Linked DNA regions of Homo sapiens: region 1 is linked to region 2. Evidence: read pairs that join two places in POLR2A ChIA-PET (ENCODE). Cell type or tissue: PC-3. All regions are shown on one strand. Each heading gives the region's core, and the rest is flanking DNA. Links, peaks and the distances in the headings are about the cores only. Region 1 overlaps GALNT13 (polypeptide N-acetylgalactosaminyltransferase 13). Region 2 overlaps GALNT13 (polypeptide N-acetylgalactosaminyltransferase 13).

Region 1 (16,039 bases), core at 5,012-13,011, 140 kb after region 2:
AGCAACCGAGAGGAAAGATGAAAATGAAGGGCAAGAGAAATAAAGTAACAAGAAAATGGGATAAACTAGTCACATTGAATAATCAATAACTTTATTCAAATATTCCTGACAGCTAAAGTGAAAATAAATTAGTAAATAAAATTGCACTGAACCTTTTTTTTTCTTCAGATGAAAGGAACTAGATTCTGAAAGGCATTGCCCAGTAGACACAAAGCAGTTGATATGTTAGACCATGTTTTAGCAAACATCCACTAATGCCTTTAAATGGATAGTGGGTTTCTTGGGTGCACTAAGAGAAAATTATCAATTTTATTGCTTTCCAGTGATTTGATCTCATAAAGGAATATATCTTGAAGATAGAGTATCATTTGGGGTTTTTCTGTAAATAAAACGTATCTAAATTCAGTCAAGCTTAAATGTTGGTCAATTCACATTTGAATTATGTTAGCATTCTTTTCTCTTAATAAAAATAGAACTCACATACACAAGATGCAGGGATGTAGATACTAACATTAGTGGCTGGTCATGAAAACTATGATATAAACTTTTTCTCCTACTCAGACCCATCACATTTCTTCACAGGTTTGGTTCACAGGGTTGCTTGTGAATAATGTTATTAGAGAATGGATTTGCTTGGATACAACTTGGTAAAGAGATTAAAATGTAATAAAGATACAAATTGTCTAGATATTTTTGGTTATGCTATTTGTTATCTGTGCAACGCATAGAATAATTGGCCATTACTGGCTGCAATGAAATATCTATGCTAGCTTGTAACAGCTGTCTTGGAACTAAACAAACTAAAAATTTTGGAGAAGTTAAATATGAGCTTTGTTAGGCAATTTCATGAGGATTTAGAAGATGGTAAAACAAATCCTAGAGTTATGAGAAGATAGGTGAGGTTTGAACTGAGTGTTAAAGAACTGACAGAAGTTAGCTATGTCAGGAATAAGAAAGGCATTTGAGGAACAGAATACCACATCTGTGGAATTAGAATATGTGTCATAAACCTAGCCCTCTTGCATTAATAACATTCATTTCTTCTCTTTCATGACCTCACAAAATCTCATCATATGAGTGTTTCTCTGGAGAATTGTAAGCATATACTGTATTGGTAAACCAACAAAAATACTCGTCTACTATCTAACCAATCATGAATACTATCTGTTTATTTTATTCATCTATATATATATCTATCTAATTTATGTGTATGTGAGTCTATGTTAGCATAAAAACTAAATATTTATGAGGGCCCAAAATGTAAGTCTCTAGTGGTAGTTACTGTAGAAGCTATATTGTAACAATGATGTATGGATAAAAATTTTACAGTATTAGATGTCTCTATAAAAATAAATGCTGAATGGTACTCGCAAGACATCCTGAATGAGTTGGAACTAGGATAGTAAAGGAAATTATAAAATTATGGAACCCTGAAAGATGGACAGGAATTAAATGCATAAAAAGAAAAAGAAATCGAATGAAAATTATACAAAAATAGTAATGTATAAAGTATACATTTTCATTTCCATTAATAAATAAAGAAGTGAATGATATTTTATAGGGCTTATCCAGAAATACACATTGGAAATGTTTTGTTGGAAAATCAATCTAATTGAGAAAGTTTTTCTGTCTTCTTGAATGATACCATTAGATGGAAATAAAGGTACACACAAGAAAAATAAACAATTAACTTCTGAACCATGATAAAAACACTTTTGAAAATATTATTCTTTAACAGATACAAGGATATTTTAAACATACTAAGCAGAATGTCCCTGTATATAGCAATAAGCCAGGAATACCTGGCTTTTTAGTGAATTTCAGTACATTAAGTAACCAACACTCTTATTAGAGACCAATGTCTAAAATGTCAACTTTGAGAAACATACTTCATTGCTGTGGCTTTCTGACCCTTCTCTGCTCATATGAACAGATATTCCACGTGCATGTTACCCTTAAAAGTCTTTATAATCTTTCTGATCCCAAACATAAAGGACTTAAATTCAGCGGTTTGAATTTATGGCAATAAAAACAGCTATATGAAGAATGTTAATGTGCTCAGAATTATTGAACAGACAAGTTTCATATCCCCTTAAGGCCAAATTTCACTAGAGCCTCCCATTAAGTGTGCTTAATCAAACAAAATGATGCTGAAAATTAAGTCAATTATCCTGCTGATTTACATTTGAAATGTCCCTGAAATATTCTAATAAAGAAATGTTTAACTTTCTTTTAAATCTAAATATATGCTGCCGTGAATTGACTTTTAGCTATTTATTTTACAAATTAGGGTTTCATTTTTCTTACGTGGAAAGGGAAAGTTAAAGTAAATAACTTGTAAAAAAATAGCTTTAAAATTTTAAAAAGCATTTATACAGATTGGGTTTGATTAATGAGCTACAACTGCCATTAAATTCAAATGAAATGTGCAAATAAGTTTAAGTCAGGAAATTTACTGGTTAATTTTAAAATGTTTGTCAGTTCTTGGGCATACTCAGTCCCTGGTCTCGGTTTCCTAGAACTTATGCTAGAGGGAGACCATAGACGATAAATGAGTAAGCAGAAATATTATTCTGTTAATTTCAGATAAAGTCAAGTGCCTAGAAGAAAATAAAATAAGGTAAAATGTTGTGAATGACAGAGGTGGAGGATGAAGGGTAGAGAACTACATTACCTAGAGTGGTCAGAGAAACCCTCCCAGGGGACATTTGGGCTGATACCAGATGACAGGAAGCATCTATCTATGCAAGGATTTGCAGGGGGGAACATTCAGCATAGAAAAAAAATGATAAATGCAAAAGGCCTTATGCAGCTATGAAGTGAGCTCAGTTCTCCTGTTCCAAGTCTATAGGATCACAAATAGCCTGAAGAATTGGGAGGGTTAGGAGAGAGGTCATCCTCTCAGAATAATGTTTTGGTTGACTGATTTGTTCAGCATACAATTAATGTGTACCTATTTGCCACATACAATCACACACTACATAATTGTGTTTTGGTCAACAACGACACATATACAATGGTGGTCCCATAGGATACTACTGTATTTTTACTATATCTTTTCTATATGTAGATATTTTTAGATACACAAATACTTACCATTGTGTTACAGTTGCCCACAGCATTCATTACAGACACATGCTTTTCAAGTTTGTAAGCTGTACCATCTAGGTTTGTATAAGAACATTCTGTAATGTTCACATGATAATGAAATCACCTAATGGTGCATTCCTCAAACTGTATCCCAGTCTTTCAGTGTTGCATGTACACCGAGTACAGTTACAAAAGATGTACAAGAGATGTTTTCTAAGAGATTATATTTTGATGAAGGCTTACATTTGAATAATACATAATAAAATAAATAATAATAAAATCATTTTACAAGTATTGTTATAATGGATCTAGTATAGATTAAATATATAAGAAGGTTTTTTCTCATTATTTTGTTTCTTATCTTGAATGCATTTTGTAACATTTGCATTATACTTCAGATCACCTCTAAGTATCAGCCAACTATAAATCAACCCTCATTTTACCTATCAATCAGTATAAATATTCACATACCTAAACCTGCAATAGACCCTGTGGATGGCATATACGCAAGGTGTGGTTCTTGATTTCTTTCACTGTGTGGGTATGTAAGATAGCAAATAGCACCTGATAATGTACGAAGTTCTAGGTATCATTTGAAGATGCAGATATATAGTGCATTAAGTTCAAAGGAGGGAACGATTGCTGTGGTCTAAGACATTCATGGAAGAATTTAGAAATAAAAAATTTAAGGGTATATGTAGTCTTGTGAAAAGAAGCAGAAAAGCATGGCCTGGAAATCTGTGTACTCTCAGTTTACAAAGTTCTCTGCTGCTGTGATCCTTGATATAGTTTGGCTGTGTCCCCACCCAAATCTCATCTTGAATTGTAGTTCCTGTAGTCCCCACGTGTCATGGAAGGGATCCAGTGGGAAGTAGTTTAATCATGGGGGTGGTTACCCCCATGCTGCTCTTGGCACTTCTTGCTTGGCATTTCTCCTTGCTGCTGCCATGTGAAGAAGGTCATGTTTGCTTCCCCTTCCACCGTGATTATAAGTTTCCTGAAGCCTTACAAGCCATGCTGAACAGTGAGTCAACTAAACCTCTTTCTTTATAAATTACCCAGTCTTGGGTATGTCTTTATTAGCAGCATGAGAATGGACTAATACAGTAAATTGGTACTGGGGGTACCAAAAAGATACCCAAAAATGTAGAAGTGACTTTGGAACTGGGTAACAGGCAGAGGTTAGAAGAGTTTGGAGGGATCAGAAGACAGGAAGATGTGGGAAAGTTTGGAAGTTCCTAGAGACTTGTTTAATGGCTTTGAACAAAATGCTGATAGTGATACGGACAACAAAGTCCAGGCTGAGGTGGTCTCAGAGATGGGGAACCTGTTGTGAACTGGAGTAAAGGTCACTCTTGCTATGCAAAGAGAGTGGCAGCATTTTTTGCCTGCCCTAAAGATCTGTGGAACTTTGAACTTGAGAGAGATAATTTAGGGTATCTGGCAGAAGAAATTTCTAAGCCGCAGACCATTTAAGAAGAAGCAGAGCCTAAAAGTTTGGAAAATTTGCAGCCTGTTGATGCAATAGAAAAGAAAAACCCATTTTCTGTGGAGAAATTCAAGCCTGTTGCAGAAATTTGCATAAGTAACAAGGAGCCAAATATTAACCACCAAGACAATGGGGAAAAGGTTTCCAGGGCATGTCAGAGACCTTCACAGCAGCCCTTCCCATCACAGGCCTGGAGGCCTAGGAAGGAAAAATAGTTTAGTGAGTTGAGCCTAGGGCCTCCCTTGCTTGTGTGCAGCCTTGAGACTTGGTGCTCTGCATCCCAGATGCTCTAGCTATGGGTAAAAGGCATCAGTATACAGTTCAGGCCATTGTTTTAGGGGGTGCAAGCCCCAAGCCTTGGCAACTTCCACATGCTGTTAGGCCTGTGGGTTCACAGAAGTCAAGAATTGAGGTTGGGGGACCTCTGCCTAGGTTTCAGAGGATGTGTGGAAATGCCTAGATGTCCAGGCAGAGGTATGCTGCAGGAGTGGAGCCCTCATGGAGACCCTCTTGCTAGGGCAGTGTGGAATGGAAATGTGGGGTGCAAGCCCCCACACAGAGTCCCCCCTGGACATTGTCTAGTGGATCTGTGAGAAGAGGGCCACTGTCCTCCAGACCCCAGAATGGTAGCTCCACCAACAGCTTGCACTGTGTACCTGGAAAAGCCACAGACAATCAGCCCCAACCCAGGAAAGCTGACAGGAGAGGGACTATCCCCTGCAAAGCCACAGGAATGGAGCTACCCAAGGCCGTGGGAGCCCATCTCTTGTATCAGTGTGACCTGGATGTGAGACATGGAGTCGAAGAAGATCACTCTGTAACCTTAAGGTTTAATGACTGCCCTGTTGGATTTTGGGCTTGCATTGGGCCTGTAGCTTCTTTGTTTGGGCCAATTTCTCCCATTTGGAATGGGTATATTTACCCAGTGCCTGTACCCCCATTGTATCTAGGAGGTAACTAACTTGCTTTTGATTTTACAGGCTCATAGGCAGAAAGGACTTGCCTTGTCTTAGATGAGACTGTGGACTGTGGATTGTGGATGCTTTTCTTTTCTTTTCTTTGTTTTCTTTTCTTTTCTCTTTTCTCTTTTGTTTTCTCTTTTTTTTTGATGGAGTCTCACTCTGTTGTACAGGCTGGAGTACAGTGGCACAATCTCAGCTCACTGCAACCTCCTTTTCCTGGGTTCAAGCAATTCTCATGCCTCAGCCTCCCAAGTAGCTGGGACTACAGGTGTGGGCCACCACATCTGGTTAATTTTTGTATTTTGAGTAGAAACGGAAAATGCAACATCTGCATCTTCACCATATTGGCCAGGCTTGTCTTGAACTCCTGACCTCAGGTGATCCATCCACCATTGCCTCCCAAAGTGCTGGCATTAAAGGCATGAACCACCAGGCCCTGTCAGACTGTGACTTTTGAGTTAATGCTGAAATAGGTTAAGATTTTGAGTTAATGCTAAAATGAGTTAAGATGCCTCCTCATTGGGAATGCATGATTGCTTTTGAAATGTGATGACATGAGATTTGGAAGGGGCGGAATGATATGATTTATGTGTGTCCTCACCCAAATCTCATCTTGAATTGTAGTTCCCATAATCCCCTCATGTTGGAGGGATCTGGTGGGAGGCAATTTAATCATGGGGGTGGTTAGTTGAGTGCTGCTGTTCTCATGATGGTGAGTGATTCTCACAAGATCTGATGGTTTTACAAAGGGCTTTTCCCCCTTTTGCTGGGTGCTTCTTGCTGCTACCATGTGAAGAAGGATGTGTTTGCTTCCCCTTCCACCATGAGTGTACATTTCCTAAGGCCTTCCCAGCCATGCTGAACTGTGAGTCAATTAAACCTCTTTCCTTTATAAATTACCCAGTCTTGGGCATGTCTTTATTAGCAGCATGGGAACAGACTAATACACTCCTACTTTGTTCTTTGAGGCATATCTAAGTTTAGAGTAGAACATCTGATTTCCTGCCTTTTGTTTTCCCTATGGAAGATTACATGAATGAAGTATTACTAAAGCATTACATGTGTATCTTATAAAACTAAGATTTAAATGGCAGGATTAATAAAGTATTTATTAAAAATTCAACAAATTGAGCCTATTATTTTTATATACCTATATCTGATCCCTTAAAGACATCTAGGACAAAATTCCAAATCTGTTGTTTTTGTATATGTTCAGTTAGGAAACCTACTGAACCTCGCTCGTCAAAATTAATGCATTCAAAATTGAATCTATGTATTTTTTATTAAAGAGCCAACTTTAAATCTCTATGGTAACGACTGCAATAAATGTGCAACATCTTAAGCTATGATTATATTGTCACACTTAGTGATGTCTATCTTCATTACATGACTACCAATCGTTTTACTGTTGTTCTAGTCAACCAGAAATGTAGTTAAAAAAGGAAACCAATTATGAGATTTATTTAAATAAGACCGAACAATTTCTGCAATAACAGATTCTAGATACTAGGACTGACTCTGAGTGTGTGAGATAATGTTGAGGGGAGAATTTCATCCAACTGTAAAAAATTGAGTGGTAAGTACCAATACGTAATTACTACTGAGAAATTAAGTATAATTGAAAAGCTAGTTGTTGATTTTCAGTACTACCCTTAAAAATTATATTCAACCAAACAATATTTACAACATTTTCAAAATTCCAAATTTGATGCATTAGGAATTCTAAAGATGTTTTATAATTGTCAAACTAACCATGTGGTTACACTGCAAATATGCCAAAATTGAAATAAACATTTTTGGTATGGAATTATTAGCATTTCTGTACTGCCACCATGATACACCTGCATGTGATAATATATTTCTGCATGCCCTACTCTATCATCAAAGTTTTGGCAACATTTTCCCACTTACTTGCTTACTCCATAGCCTAGTAATATGTGATCCCTGACCAAAATATTTTTTCTCTATTTTAAGTGGTCAACCAAATTCTATATTTACTTTTTAAAATCCTATATTTTAGTTGGTCAACCAACTTTATATTCCATATTATTAATTGGCCAATAAAAGCTATTTGCATTTGCGAAAAACATCATAACTTATGGAATTCCTAAATTAAGATAAAAATCTATACAAAACTTTAAGCGTACTGTGTCCCACACTAATCCTGTAATGGTCTATTTGGATAGTAATTAGACCTGATGGAAGACTACTGCTCCTTCATCATTTCTCTGACCCTACAAGAGAAGACCTCAGGAACTGCAAGATTTCTTTTCATATTTGGGGAACAAAATGGAAGCTCTTGATTCTATAAAGTTATGGAAAGTTAAAGATGTACCAGGAGCAGTTGGAAATGTGTTGCAGGGTTGAGGCAAAGGATAAGGAATTAAATGGGTGTATGAGGATTGATTAATTTGCCAAGGAAGAAAATAGGGACAGCAAAAGAGCAAGGCATTTCCTTAGGTAGCACCTACTTTAGGGGTGGGAGAAAGAAGAAAAAGTGATTGCTAAGTCAAAACTGTCAGTGAAGAACAAATAAAATGTCACAAAAACTTAGAAAGTTATGGTGATTGTCAACAGTGTCAAATGCTACAGAGAAGTCAGGAAGTAGGAATAATGTAAGCTCATAAAAAGTTTCATGAGCAGTTTCAGATGATGGATTCAAGATAGTGGAATATAAGATGATAAGATAATTGGATTGTGAAAACATGTAGTGGGGGAAAAATCTTTTTAAGACATTTGCCCGCAAATAAGAAGGAAAAATCATAGTAACTTTAAGGTTAAATATGAGCAAAGTAATTATTTTGTATTTTCTATCATTTCATTTTATCATAAATTTAAAATAAAATATCATCTATTATATTTTAGATAGGTAAAATATCTAAAAATGAATAAGGAACTAGTTTTAAATATGCGGTGATATCTAAAAAGAAAAAGAAAGGGATAATTGATGAGATAAATACCTACAGGTATTGGACAAATGGTATAGCAATAAAGAATATCTGTGTGACACTTAGTTTACAGTGCAGTTTCACACTCATTATTTTACTATGTCCTTACCAGAACACTCTAGATGAGTTCTTATTATCATCTTATTCTATAGTTGAAGGTTCTGAGCCTCAGATAAATTGTCATGTGCCTAGAAATTGGCAGGGCTAAACATCAAACTCACATCTCCTGACTCCAAGTCAGGAACCTTAATACGAGTTCAGGAGACCAAGGGCAAGGGTGAACTTCAGAGAAGAGGATTGACTTTCTTTCCTAAAATGGAAAGAAGAAACTAAGGATATTTGAGACATTTCGAGGTAGAAATGAGTAGAAAATCAGGTGAGCTCTTTTTGATCTCAAGGAAAGTGGAGGCAAGAGATTATTTTCAGAGAAGATAGAATTTATATGGAGCTTGATAACAGGTGAAAATTTTGGATTAATCACAGCTTCTTCAACAAGCATTTGAATGAGCATTTGATGTTCTCTATGGAGCAACTTTTAAATTTCACAAGAATAACATTTTGAAGTACTAGTGTACCAAGGAAATTATCTTTACTGGACTTTAAGCATCATATCTAAAGAAATAAACTTTGCACTCCCCTCTCCTTGTTTGTGACTGACAAGTTAGCAAAGCAATATGCCAAATGTTGCTATTTCATGGTTATTTCTTTACTCTTCTAAAGTGTAATGTAACCTTCATTGACTATTACCAATTAATTTTTTTAATAAAAAACTGTCAAAAGTAGAGTATTAATTTCCTTCTTAGGATGTTTGTGGGTTTCTTGAATAAGTACTTGAGGTGACATTAACATGGATATTTTTAGGTGTTTCACATTGGTTCTTGCCAAACTCTATATAGCAAAAAAAAAAGTGCCTGTAAGATGAGTTTTGAGAGGTACTCATATTTTCCATTGACAGCATTAGAATTTTAGATATGCCCCCTAGGGAAAGTACTTATTTGAAGCAAAACTTACAGCTTTAAAAAATAATGTCTTAGGTTCTTGACTAGAAACAAAATGACTCTAGCTGATTAAAAGCCAGGAGAAAGGCATCCTGTCTATCACGATGGTGGGGGTGAGAAACTCTCAAGTCCCCTTCTTGTAAGCATGAGAGACTGTTTATTTATTTATTTCACTGTCAAATGCAAACTGATGACTAGACTTTAACTTTAATATGCCCAGTTTTGACATTCACAACTAGACTGGCCTGTAAGCTACTAGAGAGCTATGTATTATTATTATTCTTTTTCTATGCCCCAGAGCCCAGCATTGTGCTTGACAACACACAAAGTAATTGGCTAATATATATTTGCTGAATATATGCCAGCCAGGATCTTAGAAAAAAATTCTCAAGAGGAGACAGGTTGTCCTATTTCCTCAAATTTATCACAATTCTCTACATTTGGGACACACATGACCACTTTACAAATTACACAGGAAATTTAATTGAAACTGAAATTCTGTAACTCCAATTAGGAGAGGTGGACATTTACAGATGGAGAGACTGAAGGAAAACTTTTTCTGAGCTACCAGGTTTTCTTTTCCACTCAAGTTCTTTTTATGTATTGCTGGCATCTGTGAAAGAGCAAGAGATGCCATATATTGCAGCTGGGTACCCAGGTGGTCTACTGATATTCAAAGGGGACTGGTTTGGCATGAATTCTAGGGCAGCGTCACGCAGCTGTCATGAGCCACTCTGTGGCTAGAAGCAGCAGATGTTACTGATATCTGAAAGGCAGTCACATCAGACATGGGAGAAGACCAATGTAAAATGCAAGGTATCTGACCTACATATCATTTAAGAAATCACACACATTTTCCATTCAGTTTTCAAATTTACATCCACATACAATTTTTTTCACAGTTGAGAGTAATTGATAGGCTTAATTATACAACGAGGAAAACAAAAATTCCAATAATTCTACTTTTGTCTTAATAATCACTTAAATATACTGAAAATACTTTCAAAGCCTCCAGGATGTATTATACCTTAACATTATTAATTATTAAAAGATGAAAAAGTGTTACTGTATCATATATTATTTTTGTTTCCTTTCTTCATGAGTTACTGTTTGAAACAATTTGTGCTCATAAAAAAGCAATGCTTGTTTATAATGTGAAAACCTAACCATTAATTTCTTAAGCAGAACCATCTTATATTATGTAGGATTTCTAATATCTGACAGATGGCCTTACATTTTTTATTTCTTGCCTGTTATATTCATACATTTTATTTACACAGAGAACGGAAGATTTGCCACAATACAATCAGAACCATGTGTTGTATTGTTGATCTAAAGGACAATTGGGATTTTCTGAAATATCAGCAGCCCTAATAAGATGTGGAGTAATGACATGTAACAATTTTTCTGATTCCAGAAAACACAAAAGCCATAAAGTGTGGTGATCAATCCTAAAGGTCAGAAAACTCCAAGGCAAAGAAAGTTGTCGAAAGGCAAAAAGTGACAGTAGATTGTACATTAGGAAATGTTGGCATGAGTATTTTGGGGGTAGCTTCACTGTGTTTTTGAGCTGCTAGGAATGGGTTTCTGGTTTTGAGAGGAGTGGGAGATGAGATTAAAGGCTCCATCTGTGATCAATACCACTTCACCATACCTCTCACACACACCGGTTCATGCACATTTTGTTCTTAAACACATCCTCTCCTTCAACTCTACATTCAGTCTATACACACCTTTGCATTCTTTCACTCTACTTTTTCCTCTCCCTTTCCGCACCCCCACTCTGCCCCCACCAGCTGCTCCCTCAAAAGTCAGTTGCTAGGCCTTTGGAAAAGCAAAAGATAAAGTATGATTGAGAGGCATCCTTTAAAAAAACCTACTTCAAGGTCAATTTGCTAATTCCTTTAGAAAATGAGTAAGTATGAAAAGGATCATTTTGAATTTGGGGCTTTCAGGAACTTCATTACTAAATTAAGACAGAAAGTACTTGATAAGGGAAAATACTTGATAATTGGACATTTTAGAAGCAAACTGACATTGGTGGGATAAATACATGGGATGGATTCAACTCAGCATTGTCTACGTTTAATGCCAACTTTAACATCTCCAAATTACCCTAATAAGGCTATGACCTGAAAAATTCTCCTAAAGGAGAACAAAAGTGCTCTTCCATTTTTTCTCGTTTTAAAACATCTGTGAGCTTTCTAAACGAGAGGAATTCCCATATTTGAGGGGGAAAAACACATTTATTGCCTCATAATAAGTTTTATAGTCTCAGCTCCTTTATTCTTTCTCTTGTTCATAGAATCATATTTTTATTATATTCTTTTAATACAACTAAAGTAAAATAAGCTTGCCTAAGTAGGAAAAGTTTTATTTAAATTTCGGAGGGTTATATCATTCCCATCTAAAAATATGATCTCTACAAGTGGTTTGTGTACCCTAGGTAAAAAGACTAATCTAAATCATAAATATATGGCCAAAAACACAAAGCCATCATCAACCTCATTCCCTCTTCTTCTGCATGTGAGTTTTCTAAGGACTCTCCAGATTAAATGACTTGTTCCAAATTCTACAATCAGTTTGTGTCTATTTCAAGAACAGAATGCAGCTTTCCAATTTTAAATGTGATGCTTTTTTTATTTTCCATGCAAAATATTTTGTTTAAAAAAAACATTAAATTATCAAGTATTGGAAAGAATCCTCAGGTGTGCTGAATCTCCCTCTGGCTTCTGGCAGGTGACCACTTAAAGGCTACAATAACTTGATGTAGAAAAATCTTCATCTTGAGATGTTATCATTACCTCAGACTTCAACTCTAGCCACCACTCCCAAGTAACATAAATCTAGATTACACTGTGAAGTTAAAAATAGGTCAAGAGTCAACCAAACAACTAAGAAGGCATTCTCTCAATCAAAATGACAATGAAGAAAAAGTGGCAAGTTTCATATCAAGAATGAGGAGAAAAATGCCTACTGTAACCTTTATGTCTGTTCCATTTGAATGACTTTCATGCCTTTTGTGTTTGTGCATGCCAGTTTATCAAGGATCATAGTGCCTTCAGCATCTCAATGAAGGCCTTTTTAGACTTTGTTTCAATTCTAAGAATTACGGGATTTGTCATCAGGCTACTTGAATATATGGAAAGTGGAGAGTTGATATACTGATAGGGATTTTTTTTTATTATTTTTGAAGCAAACAGGAATATGGAACAAAATATTTTGAAAATTAAGTCACCAGTATCTTCAAGTTTTCCCTTTACCAAAATTGAGAAAATAACAGCTGTTTTTCCTGATTCCATTACATGGTAGATACATTTTGTGTGCCTTGTGTAATTTTTCTCATTTTTCTTTATCAATATTAATAGATCAATGATCAATTATTATTGAGCACTGATATGAGCTAAACTTTTTTTAGACTTTGCAAACACTGAGAGAATGGTATCTTTAATTTCTGATTTTTTTACTATATATAAATTATACTTCGAGATCGCACCACTGCACTCCAGCCTGGGCGACAGAGCGAGACTCCGTCTCAAAAAAAAAAAAAAAAATTATACTTCAGTTTCATAATGTAGAAACGTGATGCTTTTTCTTAAAGAGATAACATGAGTGGGGCTATAAGGCTAATATATACAAAATACACACACACATACACACATCTATATGTGTGTGTGTGTATATACACACAAGCACATACACACAGCCTCACATCCACATACATATACATGAACATTTATCTAGATGACAAACTATAGAATTGAGAACTCAATGGGGTGATATAGAGGTAGGTAGATAGTAAGTTCTATAAATCAGTGAAAATTTGAGATCAATGAAACCTATCATAGTCAAAAACTGTTTACAGGAAGAAAACAAATGTGGGCTGTGCCTGATAGGGAGGACATAATAGGTAAGGGAAAGTACGTATATTCTTTTATTTTTATGTTTATTTGTAATTAACACATAATAACTGTGTATATTTGTAAGATACATTGTGTTGTTAGATCTGTGTATACATTATAGAGACAATCAAGTCAATTAACATATCCATCACCTCCCCAACTTATTTTTATATGTGTGATGAGATGTTAAAATTATACTATTTAAGCAATTTTGAAATACAAAATACATCATCATTAACTGTGGTCACCCTGCAGTGCAATAGATCACTAAAACTTATTCTTCCAGTCTAACTGAAGTTTTTTGTCCTTTGACCAACATCTTCTCTTTCCCCATCTCTCCCCGATTCCCTGTAATCTACTTTCTCTTTCTATGAGATTGACTCTTCTAGATTCCTCATGTAAGTGAATTTATAAAATATTAATCTTTCTGTGCCTGGCTTATTTCACTTAGCATAATGTGCTCCAGTTCCATCCATATTATCACAAATAACATAATTCCCTTCCTTTTTTCAGCTGTGTAACATGCCATTGTGCATATATATATATGTGTGTATATATGTATCTGTATACATATAGCTACACACACACACACACACACACACACACACATATATATGTATCTCACATTTTCTTTATCCATCCAGCCATTGATGGCAGGTGCTTTGGTTGCATCTGTATCTTGGCTATTCTGAGTAATGCTGAAATCCACATGAGAATGCAGATATCTCCTTCATATATGAATTTCAATTCCTTTGAATATATACCCAGAAGTGGGATTGCTGGATCATATCGTAATTCCAGTTTTAGCTTATTGAGGAACCATCAAACTATCTCCCAAAATAGCTGTACAAATATACATTTCCACCAACAGTGTACAAGGGTTCCCTTTTCTCCACATCCTCATGTGGAGAGTGAGGATTCGGAGAATAACTGTGAAATATAACACTTATTATCATTCATCTTTTTTATAATAGCCATTCTAATAGATGTGAGGTGATATCTCATGTGGTTTTAATTTCCATGTCTTTAATGATTAGTGATGTTTCACATTTTTTCATAGATGTTAGTGATTCATATCTTTTTTTGAGAATTATCTGTTCAGATCACTTGCCTATTTTGAAATTGGGTTATTAATATTTTTGCTGTTAAGTTGTTTGAATTCCTTGTTTTTGATACTAGCTCTTTATCAGACATATGGTTTGCATATATTTTCTCCCAGTCCATGAGTTGTCTCCTCACTCTGTTGTTTCCTTTGTTATGCAAGAGCTTTTTAGTTTGACACAATTTAATTTGTCTCTTTTTGCTTTTGTTGCCTATACTTTTGGAGTCCTAGCCAAGATATCATTGCCCAGACTAATATCATGGAGTTTTTTCCCCATGTTTTATTTGAGTAACTTTACAGTTTCAAGTCTTATATTTAAGTCTATATTTTATCCAATTTGAGTTGATGTTTGTATATGGTGTGAAATAGTACAGTTTTATTCTTTTGCATGTGGATATCAAGTTTTCCCAATGTCACATATTAAAGACATTCTCTTTCCCTCATTATGTGTTCTTGCCACCTCTGTTGAAAATCAATTTATAAATACTTAGGTTTATTTCTGGGCTTTTGATTCTGTTTTACTGGTCTATGTGTTTGTTTTTATGCCAGTCCCATGCTTTTTTGATTTATAATAGCTTTATAGTGTATTTTGAAATCAGGAAATGTGATGCTCAAGCTTTGCTCTTTTTGTTCAAAATTTCTTTGGGTATTCAGAGTCTTTTCTGCTTCCATATGAACTTAAGGATTATTTTTTATATTTCTGTGAAAATAACATTGCAATTTTGATAGGTTTTGCATGGAATCTGTAGATTACTTTAGGTAATATGAACATTCTACCAATATTACCTGACCATGGGATATATTTTTATTTATCTATGTCTTCAATTTTTTAGTCAATGTTTTATAATTTTCAATAAACACATCTTTCACCTCCTTGGCTAAATTTACTCCTAAGTATTTTTTATGTTATTGTAAATGGGATTGTTATTTTCCATTTCTTTTTAAGATAGCTCATTATTAATGTGTAGAAATACAAGTGATTTTTGTATTTTGATTTTGTGACCTACAAATTTGTTTATCAGTTCTAACAGTTTTTTTGGTGGAGCTTTTAGGGTTTTCTGCATATAAGATCGTGTCATCAGCAAACAGAGATAATTTCACTTCTTCTTTTCATATATGATGTCTTTAGCTTATTCTTGCCTAAATGCTCTGGCTAGGATTTCAAGTGCTATGTTGAATATAAGTGGCAAGATTGGGCATTCTTGTTGCTGACCTTACAGGACAAGCTTTCAGCATTTCACTGTTGAGTCTGATATTAGCTGTGGCCTTATCATACATGGCTTTTATTGTATTGGGGTACATTTATTCTATACCTAGTTTTTTGAGAGTTTTAAACATAAAGCGATATTGAATTTGTCAAATTTTTCTGCTTCTACTCAGATGATCATGTGCTTTGGGTTCTTCATTTTGTTAGACATGCCTTACAAGAAGTACTAAAAGGAGTTATTCAACCTAAAGGAAAAGATACCCCTAAGTAGAAACAAAAATATATAAAAATATGGTCAGAGTGGATGCAGGTGTGAGAGGGTCCAGCAGAAGGAAACATGG
Region 2 (16,039 bases), core at 4,146-12,145:
TTTTTTGTTGTTTGTTTTTGCTTCAAGCTTTTTCCTAGATATAGACTAGTTCATTTCTCTTTTTTCAAAGAGACACTGCCCACTAATAAAGGGGTAATTCTGCAAATAAGAAAATGTTCACAATGTAATATACATAAGCAAATAATGCAATTGATAAATAGTGTTCTTTTTGGTAGATTTATCAGTTGTTTTGTTTATAATATGATCATCTTCTTTAACACTGGGAATTCTAAGATTAAAATAAATGTAAATTAAATTTTTTAAGTAGGTTCTGTGTTAGAGAAAATGAAAGGTATAAAATGATTCTGGTTTTATCATATTTCTAAAAGCTTTATAATGTCATTTTGAGTCAAACTAATTATTTTTTTAAATAATTTCACTATATAATTAGGAAGAAAATAGCTCATAGCATAATAAATTAATCTCTTTTTGAAGTCTACGCCAGCTTTGGTATTTGAACATTTCATCCATATTCAAATCAACAATAAAAAAACCACAATGTAGATTTGCTTGCCTTCTGCATTACATTTGCCTATTAGAGTAGATAAATAGCACACATATTTAGATGACAAGTGGTTTTTTTTTTCCTCTGACTATGGGGAAGCATGATATTTTGTGAGTACATGAGTCTCTTTGTGTGTGTGCTATGTAAAGGAAATCAACAGGTGAGAAAAATGTATAGAAACTGATATTTAAAGGTGCTTAAGACCAGTGATAAGTCACAACACCCAACTGCTTATTCTTTCCCATTTGTTATTTATGCTATTTGAAGAATTAGAAAAGTGTTTTCTTCTGGTAAGATGCCTTCCTCCAGGTAAAAGCCAGAAAAAGTAAAAGGCTCGTTCCCCACTATAACTACTTAGCATTCTTTTTGCTTGAGCAAAGTGAAAAACACCAATAGGCCTGCTTATACACAGGCAAAACACACACACACACACACACACACATTTTAAAAATGTCAAATATATATTCATTAGAAGCTGTAACAGAAGAATGTATTTAACTCTGGGGAGAAGACGCTTAACCTGATATTCTTTAAGTTGTTACCTATTCTCCACTAAGAAACTGAGAATAATTAGGAGAATGACTACATGTTGTTGCAAGTAGTCCTAGGTATACGGACACTGTTTATGACCATTTTAATTTCATTGATTATGATACCAAAACATGGCACAATTACTCCTGCTACCACTGACAAAACTATAACTTACATAATGTGAAAATAAAACTGTCATGCCTTTGAATATATTGCAAATATCAAATACTTCTGTGTGCTTTAAATTGACCTTCATAGCTTAAGGTGTTAGAGTTGAGCCCATGTCTTTTCCACAGAGCGAAATTTTAATCCTATCTGCTTCCTAGTCTTGGAAGCATTGTGTTGATTATGGTGACTTTCTCTGCAGCATGTCTTTTTATCAGTTTACAGACGGTGAAAGGGATCAGAACATGCATCCCCAAATATGCCACTTTGTCATATGGGTTATTTTAAGCTGCAGGCTCTTTCTTAAGAAAGAGCACATGCAGGAAGCTGTTTCTGATCTCCCTGTTTCTGCCTAAAAGAAGGTCACAAAGTTTCCCATGATACAAATCCCCCCACCCCTTCCCACTGTATTAGAAAGCAAAAATTGTTCTCGTCACCAGAAGTTATGAGTCAACACTGGAATGGACCTATGCAAACAAGCTTACTAAAATAACCCTAATCTCCTCATAGTTTTCCCCATACATTTCCTAGTTACAAACCCACAATTTACTGCCCCTAGCTCCCTACCTAAATCTCCTTTGTATTATCACTTACTGACAATTTATTATTCTTTGTTTAAAGTGATATATAAGCTTTTGGGCCTAAAAGGTTCTTTGACCTTCATTTTCCTTCTGAAGACTCCTGTGTACACATAAAAATACATTTGTATGCTCTTTTCCTATTAATCTGTATTATGCCAGTTTAATTCTTATATCACCACAGAATGTAAGAGGATAAAGAAGGTTTTGTTCCCCTACAAAGATATTGTAAACAACTGTAAACAGGGAATTTCTTTCTTAATTTCCAAAAATTATTTTTAAAAATGTACCCCAAATTATTTAACCATTCAAAAGAATCACAAATTTTCAAAATGTTAAGAATCAGAATATTTTTTATACCAGGGAAAAAGTATCTCTTTTTTATGGAATTAAAGTTACAGTCCAAGATATGTTAAAAAAAAAAAAAAAACCTAAACTGAATATTTATGGTTAATAGGAGCGCCCATGTCACCTGTTTATGTTCTTATTTCAGAATTAGAAAGACTCACAAAGAAGCCACATATAAATTCATTTAATACTTTATGTAGACTAAAAAATTTTTTTAATCTTACAAATGAAAGATACCTTAATGTCATTGTCTCACCGACATCACAAATTCATCCAAAGCCAAATCCAATAACGTCATCTGAGTTTAGGGATATTACATATACTAACACCTAAAGAAAATTATTTTTATTGGAATTTTATTTCTTAAATTTAGAAAAATACACCTTCTCATAAAATTTCTGCCATTGTTTCTATTTTTGCTTTTTAAAGTGAATGATAATCTTTGTAAACTTTATTTTGATGACAACTTTTTAAATAGTTTGAAATTGAATACATATTTTTTTCTATATTCAATGTTTCCAGTTCTAACTATTTTTATATATGTGAGAGGATTTCAAGGCCAATCACTTTTTTTTACCCATATCTAAAGGTCCTTAGAGATGCCTATTCTCTTATATGGTTTGACTCATGCCATTACAAAGTCATCAACTGGATGGTCAACTGTGTATTCATGCTAATAATACCAGTTTTGCTGTTTTGTGGCTATGATGGTTGGCTCAGAGCAAAATTTGCTGGATGTGTTCTATCCTAGTTTTTACCATATTCATACATTATTTTAGAATTTATGTTTTTAATGAAATGTTCTAACTTAAAAATTATTTTCATATGCATTATAGTCCTTATTTTTTTTCAGTATTTCAAGGTATGCTGTGCCTAAATATGTGCCTTTTAATTTATATGGAAATTAAACTCAGTAAGATTAATGTGTTAGGAACTATAATATAGCAGAACATTGGAAGAGTCGAGACATTGGAAGAGTCGAGACCAGAACCACATTCCTTTCACTTTAACCTAATTTAATATCACTCTGAAGAGTAACTTCAGGATGCATTTGGGCCAACTGGCACTTTGTCTTATTACTATATATTAGCATGCATACAGGTATGTGTAGGCAACACACACACACACACACACACACACACACACCCCTTGAAACGTATACTTTAGATCTAGAAGGGACTTTAGTGTAGTGATAACTTGGGAGAAGTGGCGAGAAAATTAGCCTATATATCAAATCCTGCGTTCTCTTCACGAATATTCAAGCCCAGAATATTATTGTGAAGTTTCAATTATAGAGCACATAGTATCCAAATTTCAACTTGACATTTGAAGTTATGTGTCACCACTATGAAGCTTCTTTTGACACAATTCAAAATGTTTAGTTTTGTTTGCCTTTATAAAGATGTAATGGCAGTAGATATGTGAAATATCAAAACATTTAATTGGATGTGAAAATAAATTAATCTTAGTATTCTTTAAAGTTCTTTTATTTTGCATTATTTTGTCTGCCTAGTGTTCAACTTCAGTTTTCTCTAATAGTGTATGAAATATATGACAGAAGTTTTAAGATTGGGTATTTTGTACATTTAGAATTATTGTCTTAATGTTTAGTCATCATATAATTTATCTAAACTTGGAAGATAATACGCAGAATTGATGTTTTTCTTTAGCAGAGTGTGTGGTTTATAATCAGTAAAATCTTGATCATTATATTATAAAACCTGTATGTAAATAATATGCTTCAGAATCTAATCAGACACACAAGTTTATTTATTCAGTTCATTATCTGTGTGTTTGTATGTATGTCTGTATCTCTGTATGTCTTACAGCTGTTATTTCAAGAAACCAAGAAGGGCCAGGAGAAATGGGAAAAGCTGTGTTGATTCCTAAAGATGACCAGGAGAAAATGAAAGAGCTGTTTAAAATCAATCAGTTTAACCTTATGGCCAGTGATTTGATTGCCCTTAATAGAAGTCTGCCAGATGTAAGATTAGAAGGGTAAGTTTGCATTTGTTATATAATCTTTTATATTCATAATCACCATATTTCAGAATCTCAGAACTTGAGCTAACTCAGATTATATCAATTCTAGCAATGTGTGGTTCTGAGTACCTATCACATAGCAGGAATTTATTGTGCATGCATATGCTGAAAAAGGCGAACTATTTTCTTCCCTGGCAAAGAAAAATACGTTACTTGCAAAGATGCTGCAAAATACTCAGGCCAAACAGGTTTTTCTATGTGAGATGTTTTTTGTTGTTGTCATTTTGTTGTGCTTTCTTTATCGTACCAGATTCAGAGCAAATATGCTCTTTAGTAGATTACAGTCGTATATTGCTTAACACTGCAGAAATGTTCTGGAAAATATGTCATTAGGCAATTTTGTCATTGTGTAAGCATCATAGGTGTACTTACACAAACCTATATGGTATAGACTACTACATTTCTAGGTTATATAATGTAGCCTATTGTTTCTAGGCTGTAACTCTGTACAGCATTTTACTGTACTGAACACTAGAGATAAATGTAACATTATGTTAAGTATTTTTGTATCTAAACATAGAAAAGGTATAGTAAAAACACGGTGTAACAGATAAAAATTTGTATACTTGTATAGGTCATGTAACATGAATGGAGCTTGCAGGACTGAAAGTTGCTCTGGGTGAGTCAGTGAGTGTGTAGTGAATGTGAAGGCTTAGGGCATTACTGTACGCTACTTGTAGACTTTATAAACACTATACACTTAGGTTATACTAAATTTCTTTTTAAAATTTCTTTCTTCAGTAATGAATTAACCTTACATTACTGTGATATTTTTACTTCATAAAGTCTTGAATTTTTTTCACTTTTAAACTGTTTAGTATTAATACTTACCTTAAAACACAAGCATACTATACAGCTGTAAAAAATATTTTCTTTCTTTATATCCTTATTCTATTAGTTTTTTTCCATTTTTAATGTGATTTTCAATTTTTTCTTTTAAAAACGAAGACACAAACATACACATTAGCCTAGGTCTATTCGGGGTCAGGATCATCAAACATCACTAGGCAATAGGAATCTTTCTGATTCATTATAATCTTATGAGACTCTCATCATATATGTGATCTGTCATTGGGTAATGCATGGCTGTATTTGCCTTACTGCATAAAAAGGTCCATATACTTTGCTTATAAAAAGTATACCTGCATTGCTTTTCCAGCACAAAAATAGCTCATTGTCTATATGACTCTTTCACCCTATAAAAGTGGTTTATTATGGTTTCCAGCAATTTATACTGCTGTTTATAATTAGAATGCTTAATTATCAGCTATGGAAGAAATATGCACTTGGAAATAATATTGCACGAAAAATGATGTTGAAAAATTCAACTTTTATGTGATTAACTGTAAGCTATGCTCTAGATAGTTGAACATATTTTAAACAGATGTAATAAAATGAAAGTATTTAGTGGCAGAATTGTAATTCTAATATATGGTCCTCGTAAAACAAACTCTTGGCATTAATAAAAGATGTGTCTTGAGATTTTAGAAAATCTCCAGGTTTACAAATATACTGCAGGACACACTTCCATGTAAATAGAAATTGTTCTTTTAAGCACTTAGTGATTTTTCTCTACATGCAATAGAACATAATTAATGCAAATAAAATTTGCCACCTCTAGTGGGCTACATTACACTACTGTGTCATGATATTAGCATCATATTTACTAACTCTTATTTTTTTCTTTCTGAATTACTTCATATAATATGAAAACCTTGGCTGGGCTTGGTGGCTCATGCCTGTAATCCTAGCACTTTAGGAGGCCAAGGCAGGCGGATCACCTTAGGTCAGGAGTTTGAGAGCAGCCTGACCAATATGGTAAAACCCCATCTCCACTAAAAATACAAAATTAGCCAGGCGTGGTGTTGCATGCCTGTAATCCCAGCTACTCAGGAGGCTGAGGCAGGAGAATTGCTTGAACCTGAGAGGCAGAAGTTGGAGTGAGCCGAGATTTTGCCATTGCACTCCAGCCTGGGCAACAAGAGCGAAACTCTGTCTCAAAAAAAAAAAAAAAAAAAAAAAAGAAAGGAAAAGAAAAAAGAAAACCCTGTTGAGATTCCAGGGCTTGTAATTGTCAGAGGTTTATTTGGTATCTTAGCAACTGCTTTGTGACAACCATTGTATACTTTTGAAATGTCTCTCTCAACAAAATCACAAGTAATTACATATTGTGGACATTTTTGGCCCCTGGGGAATAGTTCAACATTTAATATTAAATTTGTGCATTGCAAATTATTATGTAAAAATAATTTTACATGTAGTCCTGTGCATATGTGTGTGTGTGTGTGTATATATATATATATATTTGTTTGTATATAGATACATTTAAAAGTACATACAATAAGCATATACAAAAAATATATACAATAAACAGTCTTCGAAGCAATTTTGAGCATTTTAGATGCTAAGTTTATAATGTTTAAACATTGCATTTATTACTTTGTTTTATATGCTGTAGTATGCTGTAGTGCAATGGTCCCCAACCTTTTGGCACTGGGGACCAGTTTTGTGGAAGACAATTTTTTTACACATTTGGAGGTGGTGGATTGGGGGTTGGGGGTGATTTCAAGACGAAACTGTTCTAACTCAGTTGATCAGGCATTAGATTCTCATAAGGAGCACACAGCCTAGATCCTTCGCATGCGCAGTTCACAATAGGGTTTGTGCTCTTATGAAAATCTAATGCAGTGGCTGATCTGACAGGACACTGAGTTCAGGTGATAATGCTTGCTCTCAGGCAGCTCACCTCCTGCTGTGTGGCTGGGTTCCTATAACAGGCCAGGACCAGTACTGGTTTTCAGCCCCAGGAACCTCTGCTGTAGTGTGATAAAATGAGTGGCTATGATACTTATATATTCCAGAAAACTAGGTAAACACTATTTCAAGTTTTTAAAAAATCTCGACTTTCAACTGTCAGAATACAAATAAATCAGAACCATGAATTAAAAAAAAAATAAGTCTTCACTGAGCTAATGTTTAAAATATTCATAGCCAGTGATTTTTTTTTTTTCTTTTAAGAATCTCTGCCAGGCACGGTGGCTCACACCTGTAATCCCAGCACTTTGGGTGGGAGGCTGAGGCGGGCAGATCACCTGAAGTCACGGGTTTGAGACCAACCTGGCCAACATGGTGAAACCCCGTCTCTACTACAAATACAAAAATTAGCCAGGTGTGGTGGCCCATGCCTGTAATCCCAGCTACTCAGGAGGCTGAGGCAGGAGAATCACTTGAACCCAGGAGGCAGAGGTTGCAGTGAGCCGTGATTGTGCCACTGCACTCCAGCCTGGGTGACAGAGTAAGACTCTGTCTCAAAAAAAAAAAAAAAAAAAAAAAAAAGAATCTCTTAGCTCTAGTTTGTTGTCTTACTCTAAGAAAAAAAGGATCCCTTGGCATACTAAGTTTATGAGTAAGTCTTAAACTGTGGAGCAATCCAACATTTTAAATGAATAATTCAAGTTGCTTAGCATGTAAAGTACATAAAATCCTGTATATACTGTGGTTATTATTGCTTGAATTTTCATGTTTTACAAATAGTCTCTGAAATAATATTAATGAAAAAACTTTTCATTTTATTTTTATATAAAACTACAGTATATGTTATAAGTAAGAAAACAGTAATACCATCCAAAATTCCTAGACAAGTCACAGTGTATGAGGTTTACCAGGGACATTTGCAAGTCATCTTGAATGACTCAATTGTAGAACTGCCTGGGAACAACTAATGTTGAAAAACTTACCATGAGTCACATATCCAAACTGTTATTTAAAAGATGTAGAAATGTTAATACTCATTTGATCTAGAAAATATTTTTATAATTTGATTATATGCCAGTTACAGTTCAGTTTTTGGATAATTATATCTTAAAAAGATATAGATACATTAAGCTAGCACAAGTGATGACTGATGTAAAGATGTAAAAAGAATAGGATTCTAAAATAATTAATTTACGAAGAAGCTGAATTTATTTTAGTGGAAAACTTGAGTTGATACTTAGAAAGTGTCTGAGTCATCCAAAATGTGAATTCATTCAAATATCTAATCATATTTTACTGCGTTATACCTTTAAACTATTTTGGCTAAATTCAGAAAATTGTCCAAAAAGTTTAATGTTATGTTTGACGCTAATATCAATTTACAAATATTGGAAAACGTATTCGGGGAATAAATCTAAGCATATATGCTATGTTTACACAGAGAACAGACTAGGTAAAAATAGTTTTTCTTGGAGGCAGTTGTGAATAACCATCAGGACAAATTGAAGTTCTGTTCTGTAATATCTATCCCTAGGAATGTTTAAATATTTATAAAAATTTACTTAAAGTATTTAATATTTTAATACACGCAACACATTTGTATGTAATCCTAATTTTTTTGATAGAAGATGCTAGTTACAAAGAAATTATGTTACTTTTATATTTTAAGTACAATTAAGGGCAGATGCCTTATGAAATGTTTTACCTTCTTGAAGGCCCTTCATTCCTGGGATATTTATGTAGTTCTCTCTCTCTCTCTCTCTCTCTCTATCTATCTATCTATCTATCTATCTATCTATATATATATATATATATACACACACTAAAAATTTACATATAAATTTATATATAAATTTTATTTATATGTATAAATAAAATTTTAGACAGCTGTAACCAGCCCTCTCTCTCCTTTGCCCATTCCCCCACAAATAAAATTTTTAAAGTAAATATCTTAATAGCCTATCTGATTCAGAATGTTGAGAAAAATGACTATTAACTAATGGCTCAGCATTAGAGATTTGTTAGCATGTTTCTCATCAATTATGGGGCTAAGATTTGTAAATTTGTATATTTTGGATTTCAGAAGAGCAGGGTTTAAATGCTTCTGTTGTCAGAAAGTAAATAAATAGATGCCATTTTGTTTGGCTTTTAACCTAAAGTCCTTTAGCATTTACTTGAATTCAGTCATTTAATAACACTTCAAGGGCTGGTATTGAGTGTTTTTGAAGGTTATAATGCAGCTAGCATTTAAATATTTTTCATCAGGAAAAAATTGAGAAAATAGGAAATTTATTTTAGCTTTTTATATCCTAGGCCAAATAACTGCTTCTTACATATGCACACTTTCAAGTCAATAAAGAGGAAAAGACTCTAGCAGCCTTACATTATTAGTGGAAGAGGAGCTGTAGCATACAAATTTTGAATAAGTTGCTCTCAAAGGACAAAGAATTTATTTACTACATAAAGTAGGAATAAGACATAGTATATATTTTTTCTGTGCTCAATCTCGTGAGTACGTGCTCATTTATAAGGTTTGCCTTTCCCATGAATTAAAATATGATAAATGTAGCATTGATTGCACAAAGGAGAAATAGAAAATGAGAATATTAATTGGATTTCCAATCTCTGTTCCACATCTTTTCTTTTTAATTTGAGAATTATTGCAACATTTATATGCTGGTAAAAATCTTCCCTGTGAAGATACTAATAATTTCTTTAATAATTTGATTTATGTAATGTGCTCATGTGTAGAATTAATTTCACTATCCAAATTAAAAGTGGTATGTTAGAATGCCTGTATGTTTACATATGCACAATGTATGTGTGTGTGTGTATATATATATATATACACACACACACACGCATACACATACACACACATATATACATACACACTTGAGGAATGTGGATATAAGTATTATTATCATTTGGGGGATAATAACACTGTTACACTGTAAGTTTCCTTTCAAATAAGAAAGTAGAGTAACACATGTCTAGGCATGTTCTCAGAGACACATTTAAGTACGTTGTATGCAGAAAACATGCCACATAACCTTTATTTACACTTGAACTACCCCTCCATAGTTTCATTATGTAATTTAATTTTCTGACACTACTACCTTCAACTTCTAAAAAAAAGTGGTATTATATACATAACATAAAATTGACAATTTTAACTATTTTAAAGCACATAGCTGAGTAATGTTAAGTATAAAGGACATCAGAATATGCTACCCTAAAATATGCGAATTTAGCATAAAGATCCTTTTGAGCTGAAGGCAATTAAGGAAAAGCAGGCACAGGAAACCTCTCTACTCTTCCCCATCTACCTAAAAGTAGGGCATACATTTGACTTATAAAAGCATCCCCCACTCTCATACCAGGAGGAGAAGAGCAACCTTTATTAGCAGAAATAGAAATGCTGTCAGGATAAGCCAGCATAAACAAATCTCACTAAATAACCTTTATTATCCATTAGTTTCCCTCCTGCATTACAGAGTTTCCCACCTTAGAAGCCCCAAACCCTTTTCCTTTGTCTTGCCACTTCTCCACAATTTATCACCCTTTTTTAAAACGTCATATAAACCCACTGAGTGTCACTACTTGTTTGGGTCTTCACTTCTTTTCTATGAAGGTCTCCGTTCATGTGAAAATCAAATGATTATAATCAAATAAAATGTGTATGCCTTTTTTCCGGTTAATCTGTTTTTTGTTAGTTTAATTCACAAGCCCCAGTTATAGAACCTAAGAATGTAGAGGAAAGGTTTTTCTCTTCCCTGTAAGTGAATTTACATTGTTGTGCAATGAATCTTTAGCATTATTTTCATTTTGTAAAACTGAAACTCTATAGCCGTTAAACAGGAACTCCACATTTCTCCAGCCCCTACCAACCACCATTCTATGTTCTGACTTTCTAAAGTTGGTATTTTCAGCATTTATCGGGACCTAATTGTGTACCAATGAAAACTAAAATATACGGTTTTACATTAGAGAATGGAATGACTATATACATATATATGTATTTGAATGGAATATATATATTTGAATGGAATATATATATATATTTGAATGGAATTTTATATATATATATATATATATCTCCTAGTATGTGGCAGTGTGAATTTAGAAGTGCCATTGTATCAAGGCATGATGAAGGACAGTTTTACAGGAAGGTGTATTTGGAACCAAGCTTTGTAAGATGAATTTGTGTAGAATCAGGCTGACACAGAAAGGAGACAGCAGAAAGGAGAGTGTAGACAAGCAAGCCAGTTCTGGTTAGAGGAGGGCCAATGAAACTCTTTGCTAGGAATGTGCATCATAGGTAAACAGGTATGGAGCCTGGCTACTATTTTATTTATACACTTAATAATTCATATATTCAAGTTTACCAAATACCTATTTGTTTGTTTGTTTTTGCAAATTCTAATTGAGAAAGCAGAAAATCTAATTTTCACTTTCTAAATCTACCTGGTAATCATATTTTTACTTATGTTTTTCCTACTTGAGTTATGTAGGCCTGAAAGGGTTTTTAAAATATTATCCACTATCATGGTTGTTAATGTGTTCTTATATTTCTTTCTTTTTTTTTTTGCTGGGATTTTGCTTTTATTTTTTATTTTTATTATTATTATACTTTAAGTTTTAGGGTACATGTACACAATGTGCAGGTTAGTTACATATGTATACATGTGCCATGCTGGTGTGCTGCACCCATTAATTCGTCATTTAACGTTAGGTATATCTCCTAATGCTATCCCTCCACCCTCCACCTTCCCCCCTCCCCACAACAGTCCCCAGAGTGTGATGTTCCCCTTTCTGTGTCCATGTGTTCTCATTGTTCAGTTCCCACCTATGAGTGAGAATATGCAGTGTTTGGTTTTTTGTTCTTGTGATAGTTTACTGAGAATGATGATTTCCAATTTCATCCATGTCCCTACAAAGGACATGAACTCATCATTTTTTATGGCTGCATAGTATTCCATGGTGTATATGTGCCACATTTTCTTAATCCAGTCTATCATTGTTGGACATTTGGGTTGGTTCCAAGTCTTTGCTATTGTGAATAGTGCCGCAATAAACATACATGTGCACGTGTCTTTATAGCAGCATGATTTATAGTCCTTTGGGTATATAACCAGTAATGGGATGGCTGAGTCAAATGGTATTTCTAGTTCTAGATCCCTGAGGAATCACCACACTGACTTCCACAATGGTTGAACTAGTTTACAGTCCCACCAACAGTGTAAAAATGTTCCTATTTCTCCACATCCTCTCCAGCACCTGTTGTTTCCTGACTTTTTAATGATTGCCATTCTAACTGGTGTGAGATGGTATCTCATTGTGGTTTTGATTTGCATTTCTCTGATAGCCAGTGATGGTGAGCATTTTTTCATGTGTCTTTTGGCTGCATAAATGTCTTCTTTTGAGAAGTGTCTGTTCATGTCCTTCGCCCAGTTTTTGATGGGGTTGTTTTGTTTTTTTCTTGTAAATTTGTTTGAGTTCATTGTAGATTGTGGATATTAGCCCTTTGTCAGATGAGTAGGTTGTGAAAATTTTCTCCCATTTTGTAGGTTGCCTGTTCACTCTGATGGTAGTTTCTTTTGCTGTGCAGAAGCTCTTGAGTTTAATTAGATACCATTTGTCAGTTTTGGCTTTTGTTGCCATTGCTTTTGGTGTTTTAGACATGAAGTCCCTGCCCATGCCTATGTGCTGAATGGTAATGCCTAGGTTTTCTTCTAGGGTTTTTATGGTTTTAGGTCTAAAGTTTAAGTCTTTAATCCATCTTGCATTAATTTTTGTATAAGGTGTAAGGAAGGGATCCAGTTTCAGCTTTCTACATATGGCTAGCCAGTTTTCCCAGCACCATTTATTAAATAGGGAATCCTTTCCCCATTGCTTATTTTTCTCAGGTTTATCAAAGATCAGATAGTTGTAGATATGCGGCGTTATTTCTGAGGGCTCTGTTCTATTCCATTGATCTATATCTCTGTTTTGATACCAGTACCATGCTGTTTTCGTTACAGTAGCCTTGTAGTATAGTTTGAAGTCAGGTAGCGTGATGCCTCCAGCTTTGTTCTTTTGGCTTAGGATTGACTTGGTGGTGCGGGCTCTTTTTTGCTTCCATATGAACTTTAAGTAGTTTTTTCCAATTCTGTGAAGAAAGTCATTGGTAGCTTGATGGGGATGGCATTGAATCTATAAATTACCTTGGGCAGTATGGCCATTTTCATGGTATTGATTCTTCCTACCCATGAGCATGGAATGTTCTTCCATTTCTTTGTATCCTCTTTTATTTCCTTGAGCAGTGGTTTATGGTTCTCCTTGAAGAGGTCCTTCACGTCCCTTGTAAGTTGGATTCCTAGGTATTTTATTCTGTTTGAAGCAATTGTGAATGGGAGTTCACTCATGATTTGGCTCTCTGTTTGTCTGTTATTGGTGTATAAGAATGCTCATGATTTTTGTACATTGATTTTGTATCCTGAGACTTTGCTGAAGTTGCTTATCAGCTTAAGGAGATTTTGGGCTGAAACAATAGAGTTTTCTGGATATACAGTCATGTCATCTGCAAACAGGGACAATTTGACTTCCTCTTTTCCTAATTGAATACCCTTTATTTCCTTCTCCTGCCTGATTTCCCTGGCCAGAACGTCCAACACTATGTTGAATAGGAGTGGTGAGAGAGGGCATCCCTGTCTTGTGCCCGTTTTCAAAGGGAATGCTTCCAGTTTTTGCCCATTCAGTATGATATTCGCTGTGGGTTTGTCATAGATAGCTCTTATTATTTTGAGATACGTCCCATCAATACCTAATTTATTGAGAGTTAATAGCATGAAGAGTTGTTGAATTTTGTCAAAGGCCTTTTCGGCATCTATTGAGATAATCATGTGGTTTTTGTCTTTGGTTCTGTTTATATACTGGATTACATTTATTGATTTGTGTATATTGAACCAGCCTTGCATCCCAGGGATGAAGCCCACTTGATCATGGTGGATAAGCTTTTTGATGTGCTGCTGGATTCGGTTTGCCAGTATTTTATTGAGGATTTTTGCTTCAATGTTCATCAAGGATATTGGTCTAAAATTCTCTTTTTTGGTTGTGTCTCTGCCCGGCTTTGGTTATCAGGATGATGCTGGCCTCATAAAATGAGTTAGGGAGGATTCCCTCTTTGTCTGTTGATTGGAATAGTTTCAGAAGGAATGGTACCAGTTCCTCCTTGTACCTCTGGTAGAATTCGGCTGTGAATCCATCTGGTCCTGGACTCTTTTTGGTTGGTAAGCTATTGATTATTGCCACAATTTCAGAGCCTGTTATTGGTCTATTCAGAGATTCAACTTCTTCCCGGTTTAGTCTTGGGAGAGTGTTTGTGTCGAGGAATTTATCCATTTCTTCTAGATTTTCTAGTTTATTTGCATAGAGGTGTTTGTAGTATTCTCAGATGGTAGTTTGTTTTTCTGTGGGATCGGTGGTGATATCCGCTTTATCATTTTTTATTGCGTCTATTTGATTCTTCTCTCTTTTCTTCTTTATTAGTCTTGCTAGCGGTCTATCAATTTTGGTGATCCTTTCAAAAAACCAGCTCCTGGATTCATTAATTTTTTGAAGGGTTTTTTGTGTCTCTATTTCCTTCAGTTCCGCTCTGATTTTAGTTATTACTTGCCTTCTGTTAGCTTTTGAATGTGTTTGCCCTTGCTTTTCTAGTTCTTTTAATTGTGATGTTAGGGGGTCAATTTTGGATCTTTCCTGCTTTCTCTTATGGGCATTTAGTGCTATAAATTTCCCTCTACACAGTGCTTCGAATGCGTCCCAGAGATTCTGGTATGTTGTGTCTTTGTTCTTGTTGGTTTCAAAGAACATCTTTATTTCTGCCTTCATTTCTTTATGTATCCAGTAGTCATTCAGGAGCAGGTTGTTCAGTTTCCATGTAGTTGAGCAGTTTTGAGTGCGTTTTTTAATCCTCAGTTCTAATTAGATTGCACTGTGGTCTGAGAGACAGTTTGTTATAATTTCTGTTCTTTTACATTTGCTGAGGAGAGCTTTACTTCCAAGTATGTGGTCAATTTTGGAATAGGTGTGGTGCAGTGCTGAAAAAAATGTATATTCTGTTGATTTGGCGTGGAGAGTTCTGTAGATGTCTATTAGGTCCGCTTGGTGCAGAGCTGAGTTCAATTCCTGGGTATCCTTGTTAACTTTCTGTCTCGTTGATCTGTCTAATGTTGACAGTGGGGTGTTAAAGTCTCCCACTATTATTGTGTGGGAGTCTAAGTCTCTTCGTAAGTCACTCAGGACTTGCTTTATGAAACTGGGTGCTCCTGTATTGGGTGCATATATATTTAGGATAGTTAGCTCTTCTTGTTGAATTGAACCCTTTACCATTATGTAATGTCCTTCTTTGTCTCTTTTGATCTTTGTTGGTTTAAAGTCTGTTTTATCAGGGACTAGGATTGCAATCCCTGCCTTTTTTTGTTTTCCATTTGCTTGGTAGATCTTCCTCCATCCTTTTATTTTGAGCCTATGTGTGTGTCTGCATGTGAGATGGGTTTCCTGAATACAGCACACTGATGGGTCTTGACTCTTTATCCAATTTGCCAGTCTGTGTCTTTTAATTGGAGCATTTAGCCCATTTACATTTAAGGCTAATATTGTTATGTGTGAATTTGATCCTGTCATTTTGATGTTAGCTGGTTATTTTGCTCGTTAGTTGATGCAGTTTCTTCCTAGCCTCAATGGTCTTTACAATTTGGCATGTTTTTGCAGTGGCTGGTACCGGTTGTTCCTTTCCATGTTCAGTGCCTCCTTCAGGAGCTCTTTTAGGGCAGGCCTGGTGGTGACAAAATCTCTCAGCATTTGCTTGTCTGTAAAGTATTTTATTTGTCCTTCACTTCTGAAGCTTAGTTTGGCTGGATATGAAATTCTGGGTTGAAAATTCTTTTCTTTAAGAATGTTGAATATTGGCCCCCACTCTCTTCTGGCTTGTAGAGTTTCTGCCGAGAGATCCGCTGTTAGTCTGATGGGCTTCCCTTTGTGGGTAACCCGACCTTTCTCTCTGGCTGCCCTTAACATTTTTTCCTTCATTTCAGCTTTGGTGAATCTGACAATTATGTGTCTTGGAGTAGCT

Evidence for each region. ChIA-PET counts read pairs that join two places held together with the same protein. Peaks named below come from ENCODE experiments on the same cell type or tissue, not always from the same donor. Only the 100,000 strongest peaks of a DNase experiment are listed, where the experiment ranks them.
Region 1: POLR2A ChIA-PET joins it to region 2 with 17 read pairs; 2 of 35 experiments call an interaction of 5 or more read pairs at or near these places.

Annotation. Positions count from the first base shown.
Region 1 is chr2:154,270,554-154,286,592 of GRCh38, forward strand. All of the region lies in intron 8 of GALNT13 (polypeptide N-acetylgalactosaminyltransferase 13), which reads left to right. It also overlaps the pseudogene PHB1P4. Among named protein-coding and RNA genes, the nearest start is that of GALNT13-AS1, 180 kb to the right of the region's middle. In PC-3, for the core only: no CTCF peak of the experiment used is centred there; no DNase peak of the experiment used is centred there.
Region 2 is chr2:154,136,381-154,152,419 of GRCh38, forward strand. It overlaps GALNT13 (polypeptide N-acetylgalactosaminyltransferase 13), which reads left to right. Exons shown (of 13, transcript NM_052917.4): 4 at 3,957-4,125. Among named protein-coding and RNA genes, the nearest start is that of GALNT13, 270 kb to the left of the region's middle. In PC-3, for the core only: no CTCF peak of the experiment used is centred there; no DNase peak of the experiment used is centred there; H3K27ac peaks cover 1,464 bases.